Regions from separate parts of the Homo sapiens genome. Here region 1 is linked to region 2. The links are chromatin contacts, found by Hi-C in ENCODE. All regions are on one chromosome and are shown on one strand. Each heading gives the region's core, a stretch centred on a gene start or an enhancer-like site at or near the end of the contact. The rest is flanking DNA. Distances are from core to core; before and after follow the strand shown. Region 1 holds the start of HTATIP2 (HIV-1 Tat interactive protein 2). Region 2 holds the start of CCDC34 (coiled-coil domain containing 34).

What was found. A loop is a pair of places that touch in the nucleus more often than their neighbours do. Pooled maps may share reads with other maps.
Region 1: a loop to region 2 is called in a pooled map, with 13 times the contacts of the local background. The contact joins the promoter of HTATIP2 here to the promoter of CCDC34 in region 2. A Hi-C loop is called at or near these places in 6 of 50 pooled maps.

What each region holds. Positions count from the first base shown.
Region 1 is chr11:20,359,980-20,366,922 of GRCh38, forward strand. It overlaps HTATIP2 (HIV-1 Tat interactive protein 2), which reads left to right and starts at 3,735. Exons shown (of 5, transcript NM_001098522.2): 1 at 3,735-4,453. The coding sequence starts at 4,259. RefSeq lists an enhancer at 754-973 and silencers at 3,736-4,155, 3,942-4,084.
Region 2 is chr11:27,358,933-27,366,233 of GRCh38, forward strand. It overlaps CCDC34 (coiled-coil domain containing 34), which reads right to left and starts at 4,283. Exons shown (of 6, transcript NM_030771.2): 1 at 3,904-4,283. The coding sequence starts at 4,262. It overlaps LGR4 (leucine rich repeat containing G protein-coupled receptor 4), which reads right to left. Exons shown (of 18, transcript NM_018490.5): 18 at 7,029-7,301. RefSeq lists silencers at 2,090-2,384, 4,230-4,299 and enhancers at 3,677-4,544, 4,540-4,709.

The sequences.
Region 1 (6,943 bases), core at 2,485-4,984, 7.0 Mb before region 2:
TTACAATATTACAATATTCACCATCTTTACTCGCCATGAGTCAGTTTGTTCCTTGGAGCAAAGCGAATGTAATGAAACAGTTCCCATCTTACAGATAGGGAAATGGAGGCCAAGATATATGAAGAGACTTCATCAAAGGCAAACCTGAACGTGGCAGGCAGGTCTCTGGCCAAGGATCTTTCCATGCCAGCTCCGTTTCTTTATGTCCCCTTTCCCTCCTTCCCTATGCTTTCCCCTTCCCCTTTGCCCTGAATTTTTGTGGTCCGGTTGCTCTAGGAGCCTAGGTCTTGTCACATTATCTCAGCACTTGGATGACATGGTTCCAGCTGTCAGAGAAGGAAAGGCATGGACTTGTTTTTCTCTGAGTTTCCTTCTATTTCTGTATGCTCATTTGGCCTTCAGCATGTGCCACCCTGTGAAAGTTTGGGGGATGTTTTATAATGTTGCTTAACTTTATTTAGCTTCCCAAGTATTTATGACTTGCCTTCAAGATGAGAGTGAATTTAGCTGGTGTCCCTGATTCACCTTGGAAAAATCTATTGTGCCTAGCACAGTATCTGGCTTGCATTAGATAATCAGTAAATATCCATTGACAAGATTGACTAAAAGAATCTTACATTAGGCAAAATGCTGGCTAAGCTGCTGTAACAAAATTACAGTGGCTCCAACATGACAGAAGTTGATTTTTCTCTCACTCCCCAGAGGTGTGCCGGCAGTCCAGGGTGGGCAGGCGGCTCTGTTCTATGAAGTCATCCAAGGGCTCCTTGCCCTGCTATCCTCTAGAGAGTGTCTTTCTCCTCATGGTCAGAGCTGGTTTACCAGTACATTCACATTCTGGCCTAAGCAAAGGGGGAAAGGGAAAGTGAAGGGAAAGGGAAAGTGAAAGGAAAGAAGGTAACTTCCTTATAAAGATGTGATTCAAATGTGCACATATTACCTCTGCTTGCTTCTCGTTGGCTAAATCACTGTCACGTGCTCGTGCTAGCTTGCAAGTGTGTTGTGGGAAGTCAGGGACCCCGAATGGAGGGACTGCCTGGAGCTCCGGCAGAGGAACATAAATTGTGAAGATTTCATGGACACTTATCGGTTCCCAAATAATACTTTTATAATTTCTTATGCCTGTCTTTACTTTAATCTCTTAATCCTGTTATCTTCGTAAGCTGAGGATATACGTCACCTCAGGACCACTATGATAACTGTATTAACTGTACAAATTGATTGTAAAACGTGTGTTTGAACAATATGAAATCAGTGCACCTTGAAAAAGAACAGAATAACAGCAATTTTTAGGGGACAAGGGAAGACAACCAAAAGGTCTGATTGCCTGCAGGGTCATTATATTATATATATATATATATATATATATATATATATATATATATATATACACACACACACACACATCTTATATATATATACACATTTTATATATATATATACACATTTTATATATATACACACATTATATATACACACACATTATATATATACACATTATATATACACATTATATATACACACATTATATATATACACATTTTATATATATATACACATTATATATATATATAAAACATTATATGTGTGTGTGTGTGTGTGTATATATATGTCCAAGAGTAATGAAAACATGTTACTGCAGAAAGACTGGTCCAATAATGTTCATAGGAGCCTTATTCATAATTAGCCAAAAGGTAGAAACAAACCAAATGTCCATCAACAGGAGAATATTTAAACATGTTGTGGGATATTCATACTGGAATACTGGAAGGCTACTCAGCAATAAAAAGGAATGAATTCCTGATACATGAAACAACCAGGGCTGATTTACTCATTTGGCACAGTAGGCACAGTTCTGGGGCCTGTGAAAATAAACTTTTAGGTGGAAGAAAATGTTTTAGGTGAAAGAAATTGTCATATTCATCTTTATAGCAACATAGTCATAAGACATAATTTTTGATTATATAAATAGTTTGTCATATTCATCTTTATAGCAACATAGTCATAAGACATAATTTTTGATTATATAGTGTGTGTACATAAAATGAAGGGGCTCATGAAGTGCTTAGGGCCCATAGAAATCATAATGCAGGCCTACAAACAAGAATAAATACTAAAATATGTGTTAAGCCAAAAACCTGGGACACAAAAGAGTACATGCTGTACTCTTAAATAGAATTCTACAACAGGCAAAACTAATCTATGTTGATAGTGACCAGAAAGTGATTACCTCTGGAGTGGGGAGAGATTGCAAGAAGGGAATGAAGGCACTTTCAGGGATGGCAGACATGCTCTATATCTTGTTTTTGGTGGTGGTTATTTAGGTGTATATACAATCTCCTAAAATCATGGAACAGAACCTTTAGGTTCTGTACATTTTATTGTATATTAATTATGCCACAATTTTAAACAAAGGGGAAGAATAGACAGGGTACAATGAATAATTTCTGTGACAGATTTGATAAATGAATTACTAGGACAGTGTTTGCTGACAAGGTTTAACATTGCATTCTTGTAGAAAACCTTTAGGAACTCAAAGGGAAGAGTCCAGGCACTGTGACAGGCCAGTGGGGAATGAACCACACTGCTCTATATTAATCAAGCTTTTTTATTGCAAACAACAGAATATATCTGGTAAGCTTATACAGCACAGGAATTTATCAGAAGAATAACAGGAAGTACTGTATTCACAACAGTCTCTGAAAACAGGCAGGAATTTAAGACAAGATCAGACCATCAGATGGCTGGTGGATCATATGATGCCATAATCCTATACCCTTGCCCCAACCAACCCACATATATCTCAGGCCTTCACTGCATCTTTTCATTACTCCTCCAAAACTGAAAACCTATGCGTGAGCCTCTGGCTTGCTGAGCCTAGGCAAAGCCTACATATAATAACTCCCATGGAGATGGAAGAGGCAATGTGTTTCATTGGCTTCTAGATGGGAGGTGGGGCCCCCAAATGACCAATGTTCCCAACAAAACCTGAACAATCTGAAATTATTCAGATTTCTGCTTGTCATTCTAACCTCTGTTCAGGACTTCCAAGATCCAGGACAGGCCCAGTGTAGATACCTGTGTCCCAAACCACTGATCTGGGCTAGGAAGACTGAATCACAGGTGTGGAAGGTCACCCGGGTTCAACCATCTAGGTGATGAATTAGGCCAGGACCTGGGCAGGTAGACCATTTATTCTGGGGAGATATGATGCGAGCTTGAATTACATGGGAGAAATATTTGTAAGGCAGATGGGATAACAGGACTTGATAAGTCTGTAGTGTGGAAAGGCTAGAAAAGAAAGGAATCAAAGGAATCCTGATTTCTGACTTGACAGGGTAGAAGGAGGTGTGTGTGTGTGTGCGTGTGTGTGTGTATGTTTATGTAGGGACAGTGACACCCAAGAGAGGCTAGGAATAGGTTTGTTTTATTCCTGTTTGGGGTGGTTGGGTAGGCAGGGTTAAGTTTTTGACTTGGTGAATTTGAGATGATGGCCAATATACAATTGACATTCCAGCTGGGGGGACCATTGAAGATCAAGTCTGGCAAGTCTACTAGCTGGCGCCTGGGTGAGCTGAGCCCAGCAGGTGAGGGAAAACGCGGGAAGAGGGTCTTGCAGATTCCAAACTTAGGAAGGGTCGCGGCTCCGCGCACGTGCTCTCGGGGTCACCTTCCCCGCGCCTGTGAGGGTGCCAGGAGTTCGTCTCCAGGTCCCGCCCCTGTGGGCGGGGCGAGGCAGCGTCGCCGCGAGGCCACCCGGAAGACCAAGCCGGGTAGGCGCTGTCTCCGTCGCCTCCAACCCCCCCGGTCCGACCAGGGAAGGTGGGATGCTCTGATGGCCGGGCCTGCGGCGCTGAGCGCGGCGGCGGCGGCTGCTCTGGCGGCCGCCCTGCTCCTGCTGCGTCGTGAGGACCCGGGGCCGGGGGCTGGCCCCAGGTAACCCCTCCGCGTATGGGACCGAGCTGGGCCAGGTCTCCTGGCCGGGCCGGGGATACCGTGGGGTATGCCCAGTGATGCCAGCAGCTTGTGGCACCTGGGCGCACCCTCCAGCTCGGGCCCCTTCCGATGGGTCTGCTGGCTCAGGTGCGGGCGATGGCCGGGGAGCCGCGCCCCGCACGTGACTCAGCACTTTCCCCAGAGCCCGGACTGCGGAGAACAATATCCTCCTCCCTAACAGATAAACAGCCCTTGTTCCTCGGGATAAGGACTGGCAGTCCCCTGACACCCTAAGACCGGCATCTGTCGATGTTATTTCCCCAGCATGGCCGAAACAGAAGCCCTGTCGAAGCTTCGGGAAGACTTCAGGATGCAGAATAAATCCGTCTTTATTTTGGGCGCCAGCGGAGAAACCGGCAGAGTGCTCTTAAAGGAAATCCTGGAGCAGGGCCTGTTTTCCAAAGTCACGCTCATTGGCCGGAGGAAGCTCACCTTCGACGAGGAAGCTTATAAAAATGTGGTGGGTATTTCAGCTGGGACTCAAATGGACCCCCAGGATTCTGCGAGGTGAACATATTTCATGCCTAAAGGCTGAATACTGCCCTGCCAGTGGTGGGGGTAGTGAGAGGCCATCAAAACTTGGCCAAGATTGGTCTGTGAGAGTCCCTCCCAGAAGTCTGACTCCTGGATTGTAGCCCAGGTGTGCCTCCCTCCCGCTCATTGTGTGGTCTTGGGCAAAGCCCTTCTCTCCATCTGCAACCCTATAAAGCTGGGTCTGGGTTGTAATGGGGGTGGGGGCTGGTGAGACAGAAGAGCACTGTTTTCAGGGTCATACAAGCTGTATTCTAGAGGCAGCCCTGGTGACCTTGAGAATTTTCTCAGCCACTTTGCTGATTTTGTCAACCTGCGCACTTCACACTAATATTGTCAGGGATTCTGAAACTGCTTTGCAGAGTGAGATAGGTCTATGGCAGTGAAAGGTGGGATTATTCACTTACAAGAATTTGCCCTGCCTGACTTCCCAGGCTTGTGTCTGTAAATCGGATATTCCCTTCACTCTAAGTTAAAGGTTTTTTTTTTTTTTTTTCTGAGACGGAGTCTCACTCTGTCCCCCAGGCTGGAGTGCAGTGGCACGATCTCGGCTCAGTGCAACCTCTGCCTTTCAGGTTCAAGCGATTCTTCTGCCTCAGCCTCCCGAGTAACTGGAACTACAGGCGTGCGTCACCACTCCTGGCTAACTTTTGTATTTTTAGTAGAGACGAGACAAGGTTTCACCATGTTGGCCAGGCTGGTCTCGAACTCTTGACCTCAGATGATGCTCCCGCTTCAGCCTCCCAAAGTGCTGCGATTACAGGCGTGAGCCACCGCGCCCAGCCTAAGTTACACTTTTATGATTATAGGAATGATATACCAGACTTCTGTCTTGTCATGACCCCCTAAATATCAGAAGCCTGAGTTTCTTGGAGATTCTGTTCTTTATTTAAAGGGAATTATCTGTGAACTGCAACAAATTAACATAGTGTGATCTCAAGACACCACAGCTACAGAATTTGGCCCCACAGGTTTCATAGAAAGAACATTTCAAATAACAAGCCATCTTGCAAATAAATGTTCTTGATTCTCGCAGGTCTGTGTTCAGGTCATGGTGTGAATGCCTTTGGTCCATCAAGTCTTGTTTATTTAAAACAGACATCTTTCCTCAGGCTGAGGCAGATGTGTTCTCACCGGTTTCATGGGCTGTGTCAGATATTCATGGTAATTAGAAGCTGAAACTGAAGGCTGGGCGTGGTGGCTCATGCCTGTAATCCCAGAGCTTTGGGAGTCCGAGGCAGGGGATCTCTTGAGGTCAAGAGTTCCAGACCAGCCTGGCCAACATGGTGAAACCCTGTCTCTACTAAAAATACAGAAATTAGCTGGGCGTGGTGGTGCACGCCTGTAATCTCAGCTACTCAGGAGGCGGAGGTGCGAGAATCACTTGAACCCAGGAGATGGAGGTTGCAGTGAGCAGAAATTGTGCCACTGCACTCCAGCCTGGGTGACAGAGCGAGACTCTGTCTCAAAAAAAAAAAAAAAAAAAGAAAAGAAACAAATTGAAATCTGTGTTTTGAGTGTCGAGTTTTGGTGGCACATCTGTTTGACTAGGTACTTTGTGAAACCCTATTTTTCTTTTTCTTTTCTTTTCTTTTCTTTTTTTTTTTTTTTTTTTTGAGATGGAGTCTCACTCTGTCGCCCAGTCTGGAGTGCAGTGGTGCGATCTCAGCTCACTGCAAGCTCCGCTTCCTGGGTTCACGCCATTCTCCTGCCTCAGCCTCCCGAGTAGCTGCAACTACAGGTGCCTACCACCACAACCGGCTAATTTTTTTTTTGCATTTTTAGTAGAGACGGGGTTTCACCATGTTAGCCAGGATGGTCTCGATCTCCTGACCTCGTGATCCACCCACCTCAGCCTCCCAAAGTGCTGGGATTAACAGTGAAACCCTATTTTTCTTTAGTGTCATAGGCAGTGCCAGAAAAATTCTTTTCAGAGTTGACAGTAAGGATGGAAACCAACATTTTATCGGAGTTCTTGGATGATAGGAATTTATCATGCTTTCTTTTTTAAGTTATACAGCAAACTGATAAGGTTAGATGGAGGTTCGTAAACTTCTGTGTGCATGAGAATTAAGGTGGGTGCTTGTTAAAAGTGCAGATTCTGATTCAGAACTATTGGTGTGGGATGTAGGAATATGCCTTTTTATTAAGCACTCCCTGACTAATTATAATGCAAATGGTTCATGGATTGGACTGAAGGAAAGATTATCACCCCCATTTTACAGCTGAAAAAAAAAAGCTGTAGTGTATGATGAATAATTTGCCCGTAACTACATGCCTAGTGAGTGTAGCAAGCCCAAGATTTGCAGCTAGGTCTTCTTTAAGATGCCAAACGCCATCTCTTGCCCTCACATCATACCTCAGTGGTCTCCTTCCTGGTTAGCTACACACAGGTCTTTTATTTTTCCAGAGAGAGATT
Region 2 (7,301 bases), core at 3,033-5,532:
CCACCTGCTCCTTGTCAACATGTGGACCCCCCCCCCCCACCGCCACCACCTCCCATACCCACATGATCACCTAGTCATGTTAATTCCTCTTTCCATTTTTGAAAGCCATTCTTGTTTCCTCCAACCTTACAACCACCATCTGGACAAAACTGGCCTCCCTTTCTCCCTTTCAAATCATTATCCACACCTCTTGCCAGATTCATCCCTCAAATGTTATCTTTCTATCATGTCACTCCTCATCTTAAAGTTCTTCAATGGCATCTTTACCCACAGGATAAAATCCAAACTCCTTAGCCTGACACCCATGAATCTGCCCTTTGCCTATCTTCCAGCCTCTTCTTTCACCAACGGCTGATCCAGACTCTACATTTCACTCACTAGGAACCCCTGCAGGTTGATGAATGTGCCACGCCCCATGCCCTGTAACTTTCACCTAAATCTGAAATTCCTTTCTTCCACCTCCGCATAAAGTCAGATTAAGAGCTTAGATTTGGGCGTAAAACAGCCTGGGGTGAAATCCTATCTGCTTCTTCCTAGCTATGTACATTTTTTTTCTTTTTTTTTTCTTTTTTTTGAGACGGTGTCTCCCTCTGTCGTCTAGGCTGGAGTGCAGTGGCGCGATCTCCGCTCACTGCAAGCTCCGCCTCCCTGGTTCACACCATTCTCCTGCCTCAGCCTCCCGAGTAGCTGAGATTAGAGACGCCCGCCACTACGCCCAGCTAAGCTATGTACATTTTTTAAAAAACTTCTTTAAGCTTCTGTTTTCTTGTCTATAAAATGGAGATGACAGTTGTGGCTGGCTACCTTACAGGCAGAATTGCATGAAACTATCCATGCTAAAGCACTTAATATAGTTCCAGGCACTCAGTAAGTACTTAGTAAGTCATTTATGACGAACTCCTACTGTCCCTTCAAAATTCAACTCCAGCACTGCCTGGAGCCACAACTCTTGGGCTTCCTGTCACTTGCTCATCTCTGCCACAGGTCATGAGTTCCTTAAAGAAAATATATCTCAACTCATTTTTTTATTTCAAGAGCCTGGCTTAGGGTCTAGAATATAGTAGGGTCCTAGGAAACAGTTGTTGAAAGACAATCAGATCAGTGGGCTTTTCTTTTAAGAAATGACACTTTGAATATTAAATTTCCTTCCTTAATATTTATAACAAATGTGTTCAAAATGTGTGGCGCACACACTACAGCTCTACTTATAATCAAGAAAGGCTTGACAAGTGGCCATTTGTGAACAAGATATTTATTACAGCATGGTTTTCCTAATGGATAGTGGTAGAAAAACCAGGATAAAGCTGAATAAACAGCAGGCCCAGAGCACATTGTAAAATATTCCAGGAAAACGCTTCTCATTATCTTGTCTGAAGCTAACTTTGAGCTTAATCTCAGTTCTGACCAATACCCTTGAAGGTCAATGCATCCTCTAAACATGGCACTATTTATACCAAAAATACCTTGAGGTAATATCCATTATGTGCAGCTGATGCCTGAGCCTAGCTCAAAGAAGCCTTACCCGATTCGTTTTGCCAGTCAGATCAATATGGCAGGTGAGGCATGGAGAAAAGGCATAAAATCCCACACAGCTCTAGGTTGCTCTCTGCTTCACACAGAATACTCAAAACCCAGAACAATGAAAGGGCTGACTCAGGTTGCCTGCTCTCTTCATCCTGTCACCCCCAAGCTGTCCAGGGCACCAAAGAGAGGTCAGCAGTTTGACCTCAAAAGCCAGATTGTGGACTCCAGAACTCTTATCCCAAACCTGAACACCAGAACGTGGTTTACTGCACCTTAGTAGTACCTGTGGTTGGTTATTCTGAAAACATACTGATTGCTAGTGAAGTAGGTTGTAGTAAACAGGTCACTTTTTATAACACAAAGTGCTGAAGCACAGAGATTAGCAATGTCAACCTCAGCATGTGGAGACATGGTTAGATAGGATCTGAGCATGCACAGAGGAATGGATGTCATTGTATCAAAGAATGTTAGGACCAATGGAGAGAAAGAATGAGGAAATTTTCTAAAAATCTACCTTTCCTGAAAGGAAGTGCTAAGTTTCTGAAGCATTTGACAATAATCACTGCATGTATCTGTTCTTTAGGAAGTGGGAAATGGACATGCAGTCAGCAAACGTTTATTGAGCACCTAATAAGCATCTGACACTTGCCACACACAATGCTTGACAACTTCAGCATTCTCTTTTCAAACCCACGTCCCAGCTACTCCTTTGATTCATAGGGACTGAAATGTGATAAGGAAGGCAGCCTTAGCCCTGTGGTGCTACCAGCTCATTCTGGCTTTGGATAAGTGAGACGTACATACGTTCACCTCCTCCCCTGGCAGGCTCCACTTAGTCAGGGCTTTGGCTCTTGGAAACTAATGCAAGGTTTCAGTAGCTGAGCTATAGTTCCGATGGTCATTTATTCCGCAGGTCACTAACTTGTGTCCAGATTGCTTAGTCCAGTTGATTATGCTCAGAAAGTATTTCCTAAAGCCTTCAAATTTACTTTAAATACCTTTGAGACCAACTCAGTCCTGAAGAATACCTACAAAGGCCCAGATGAAAACAATTTACTGAAACCCTAACTCTACCATTAAATTTTACTATCAGGTTGATCAGAGGAGGCCTGTTTCTTGTTGCTACAACCAGCCTGGATGAGTGGCTTGCTTGGTTACTCTTTCTGATCTCCATTCCCACCAATGTACTTACTTTTACTTCTCATTCGTAACTAATTCACTCCTGTAACCATGTATACGGGTTACTTCATATGGGTTCCATATTCCATTCACTCATGCTGGATATGAACACCCTGTACTGAAGGGGGAATCTTGCTATTTACACATAAAGCATGAGTTCTCTGGCCTGTATTTCTTAGAGCTCCTGTACTGTGCCTTACACAGCTTGACAATCATAAACTTGTAAATGATTTCCGAAGAAAACGTAATGAGTCTATCCCAGAATAGACCTGCATTACTGGGCCTGTCTCAGAAATATTCCTTCAGGGATTGGCCCTTTGCTCCTACTTCTGTATACCCAATACTAGGCATGCAGTTTAGGAAAGAGAACATGATCTGTCTATCTTCGTAGTAGACCCAGGTCTGCTAATAACTAGGTGCATGCCTTTGAGTCACTTTTTGCATTCTGAGCCATGGTTTTATTATCTGTAAAATAAGTGGATTGATTTAGGCTTCAATTCATGAGAGTAGAGACCAGTATCTTGTTTACGGTCCCCAGTACGTAGACTAATATGTGGCAAACAATGTTTGCTGAGTGAGTAACAGTAGAAATAAACAAATTAAGACAGTTTTAATAACCCCATTGGTCCTAACATTGATACAATGACATCCATTCCTCTGTGCATGCTCAGATCCTCTCTAACCACGTCTCCACATGCTGAGGTTGACATTGCTAATCTCTGTGCTTCAGCACTTTATGTTATAAAAAGTGACCTGTTTACTACAACCTACTTCACTAGCAATCAGTATGTTTTCAGAATAACCAACCACAGGTACTACTAAGGTGCAGTAAACCACGTTCTGGTGTTCAGGTTTGGGATAAGAGTTCTGCAGTGCACAATCTGGCTTTTGAGGATTCATAGAACGCCTGAAATGGTAGCAGAGTTTTGTGTGTTTGAGACTATGTACATTTTTCTGGGAAGTGAGACTGCAGCAATCATAATATCTCAGGAAAAAAGGATTAAGAGCCATAGGAAATCTATGGTCATTTGCAAGAATTTGCACAGGGCTCTTTATGTGCAAAAAAAACCACGGCACCTCAGTCTGCAAGTGCCTGCTCTGCCTTTGGGGCGGAGGGCAGGAGGATGTTAGAAGGGGGTACTTAAGAGGGTCTAAGGAATCTTGAAAAGGGCTGAATCGGCCGGGCGGCCTCGGGTTTACCTGGCGCACCCCTGTAACTCCATTCCTCTCAGGCTCGCCACTTTGGCCTCTGAATCATGGGCATCTTCATCCACGTCTTCCTCATCATCCACGTCTTCCTCATCCTCCCCGTCACCGTCGTCCTCGTCAAACTGGAAGCTCTGGTGGCCAAGGGGAGACAACAGCGACCTGGTGGAATTGCTGCAGCTCAGCGGCAGCGGCGGCGACGGCGAGCGCACCACCTCCAGCCCCTGCCCACGTGCGCCCGTCATAGGGACTGAGCAGGAGTCCGAGGAGGGCCGAGACCTGGGTCTGCAGTCAGCAGAGAAACCGGCGTAGGAAGAGGGAAAAGTAGGCCCCCAGCGCCCCGCCGCCCACATCTGGCCCGCCAAGTTCAAACTGGCGGAGCCGCGGCGGGGACGCGCTTTCCCAGCGGGCCCTGCGCGCGCCAGGCCGGCCAATCCCGGCCAGCACAGACCCCGCGTTGCCATGGCGACGCGTGGAGGCCGGGAGGACTTTGTCAGGGCCTGCAGAGCTTGGCTTCCTCCGCCCCGGCCTCCCTTAGCCAGCCCTTCCTCCTCAGTGGCAGGAAGGTGCCTGCTGTTTGCAAGCTTGTTTAGTACGGTGTCTCCCCACGCCACTGGCGGGGTCCTGGCTCCCTACCGACAACTTTGAGGGCCTGTCCCTTGTTTGCCGTGGTGTTGCAGTTCATTTTGTACATGAAATATGTTACCTGCCACTGAATCAGGGAAAGACGCAGAAACCAAAACCACCCCCTATATAATTACGAGGTCAGAATTGTGAGCATCGGTCGTGATTTCTTTCAGCACAAGTCGATATATTTTGAGGAGAGGGGAGGGAACTTGATCCAAGTTTACAGGTGTATCCCAGAACGCACTTTTAGGACAGTCATTGCGTGTTTTGGTAGCACTTCGTTTGCCTGGCATCTTAAGGGACCTAATTTGTCTACACATGTGAATTTTTGACCTCTTTGAAGCCTCTAGTGTATTGTAGGGTCTGCGTAAAGCACAAGGGATAGATGATTAAAAGTCTCGCCCTTAAGTTCCTCATCCTGTTGTCGTGAAAAATGATCTCAGTAAATATGCTGATATGCATTTTATGTGGGATCTGAGGGGCACTCTCGGGAATGGGGATAAAGGCAGTAAAGGAAAGGTAGATGCTTTATTCATGCTGACAAAACTGTACATTTGTAAATAAATAGGGCTTTTGTCCAGTTCATAATGTATATTACCGGTAGAAATACCATAAACGAAAATTGACCATGGCTAACACATCACACAAAACTTTTTAGTGACCAGAGTGATACAAAAACTTTGATGAAATCTAGATCTGCAAAATTTAACACAGGAGAATTAGCTATGGTAGAAGTAATAGCAACCAAAGGCAATTCAGAAGGCAGAGCTATAATTAATAAAATATGACATGATTAAATCTATTTAAATTGAATATTTTCTTTAAAATTTCGGTGAAAACAAAATGAAAGAAAATTGGAGCACTCCAAATGAGTAATAAAGTTGATCAAGGAATAAAACTGACCTAATGGAGTTTTCGTTCTCGACCCTAGTTATTCAATATTGGCATTTAAAAACCTTTTATCAGAACATCTCTAGAATCAGTAACATCGAAACGCACTGAGCTGCCTTAGGGCCTCATAAAGAGGTAAGCTTGAGAAGCTGTTTTCCAATAGATATAACCAAACATAACTGTAGTGGGAAAAACACTAGTATGAAAGGGACCTGGAATCAGTGGTTTTCTTGGTACTTGATAGGTTTTCCATTCCTAACACTCCTCTGAAAATAGGGGAAAAATTTACCTCACAGGGTCATATTATCTCATTAATTCTCAAAGTTTCTAAGCTCAGAATCAGAAAGATACAATGAAAAGTTGTGTGTAAACTTCAGAACTTTTTCACTTTAACCTCTACGCATGGGAATCTAAATGTCATATACTTCTTTGTCCCCTTAAAATGTTTTCCTAAACAAAGTATACCCTTTTCTTGATGCGCCAGGGTCATCATTATGACCAACTGTGACATTATGCACTAGCAATGCTGGACCCCCCCAAGGGTATGAGGCAGAGTCAGATGGTGCTGGTGCTGGTGTTTGAACATAATTAAGTCCAGCGGCCTCATTTCTTACAGTGCCTTTTCATTACTGGAGCTGAGAAGCCATAATCGAGATGGGTAGAATTATATATAAATGTACAAATGTATAAAAGAGTGTCTCTCCCTTTAAGTTTTAGGGTATTGACTTAGTGACATCTTTTCATACAATTAGTACTTTGGCCATGGTATATTTGAGGTAATTATGTTTTGCTGGCTCTGGAAACTTATATAAGAGTCACTTTTGCTTAAATAATTCCATCACCAGTTAGCCCTGTGGCATATATTATGCAACTTTAAAAATTTATCCCTAGACATTAGTATTTACAGATGAAACAATATAATGTCTTAAATTTGCTTCAAAATAATGCAAGGGGCAGAGGGATTGGAGGGGATTAGTGAATAGGATGAAGATGAAACAAGGTTCACTACATGCTGCAGATAATTGTCAAAGCAGTGACAGGTATGGGGTGAAGGGTAGGGAGGTGGGGTAATTATACTACTCTACTTTTTGTTATGGAAATTTCAAGCATATATGAAATTTAAAACAAACACACACACAAAATTATGTCCCAAATGAAGAGGCATTGGGTTCTGGTTTGGGGTCAAATTTGCTGTGACTCAGGGATTCACTTAAATTTCATTAAGCCTTTTGTTTTCTCATCTGTAAAATGAGGACTTAATGATTGTAAATACTGAAGTATTTCTAAGCATCTGGGCAACTGACTACATTTAATATCATGCAGATTTTTTAATCATTTGCTTTTTAGATAAAGATTGAATCAATGGTTTTTCTGAAATTTCATAATCTGTTTTCCATGAGTATAGTTCAGACTTAGGATAAAACCTTATTTCTAAGTTTCAGCAAAATGTTCTTATATGTTTACAAATAAATATCAAAATAGTGTTTTCTAATGGTTACTTCCAACATTTCTTCTAATACTGTCCACTTACAAATATTTAATTTGCTTACTTTAAAACTAAATTCATTAATATACCTAGTTTTAAATTAAGGCAAAATAGATTGCTTTCTAGAAACTTTAATAATTCAAAACACTGAGTACAATATTGTATTTCATACCATATAGCACAAAGATTAACACTTTTATATATCTGTTATTCTAGTTTTTAAATGAATAAAATGAAAAGTTTTCAATAACCTGAATTTTGGAAAAAACCTTTTAATTAGGAGTTTCTTACCAAGTTATGATTTAATATTTATCAGATGTGTAAATATACATGATAGCAATTTTTAAAACTTGTAAATAGTTGGCCTTACAAAATTACAACACACTGT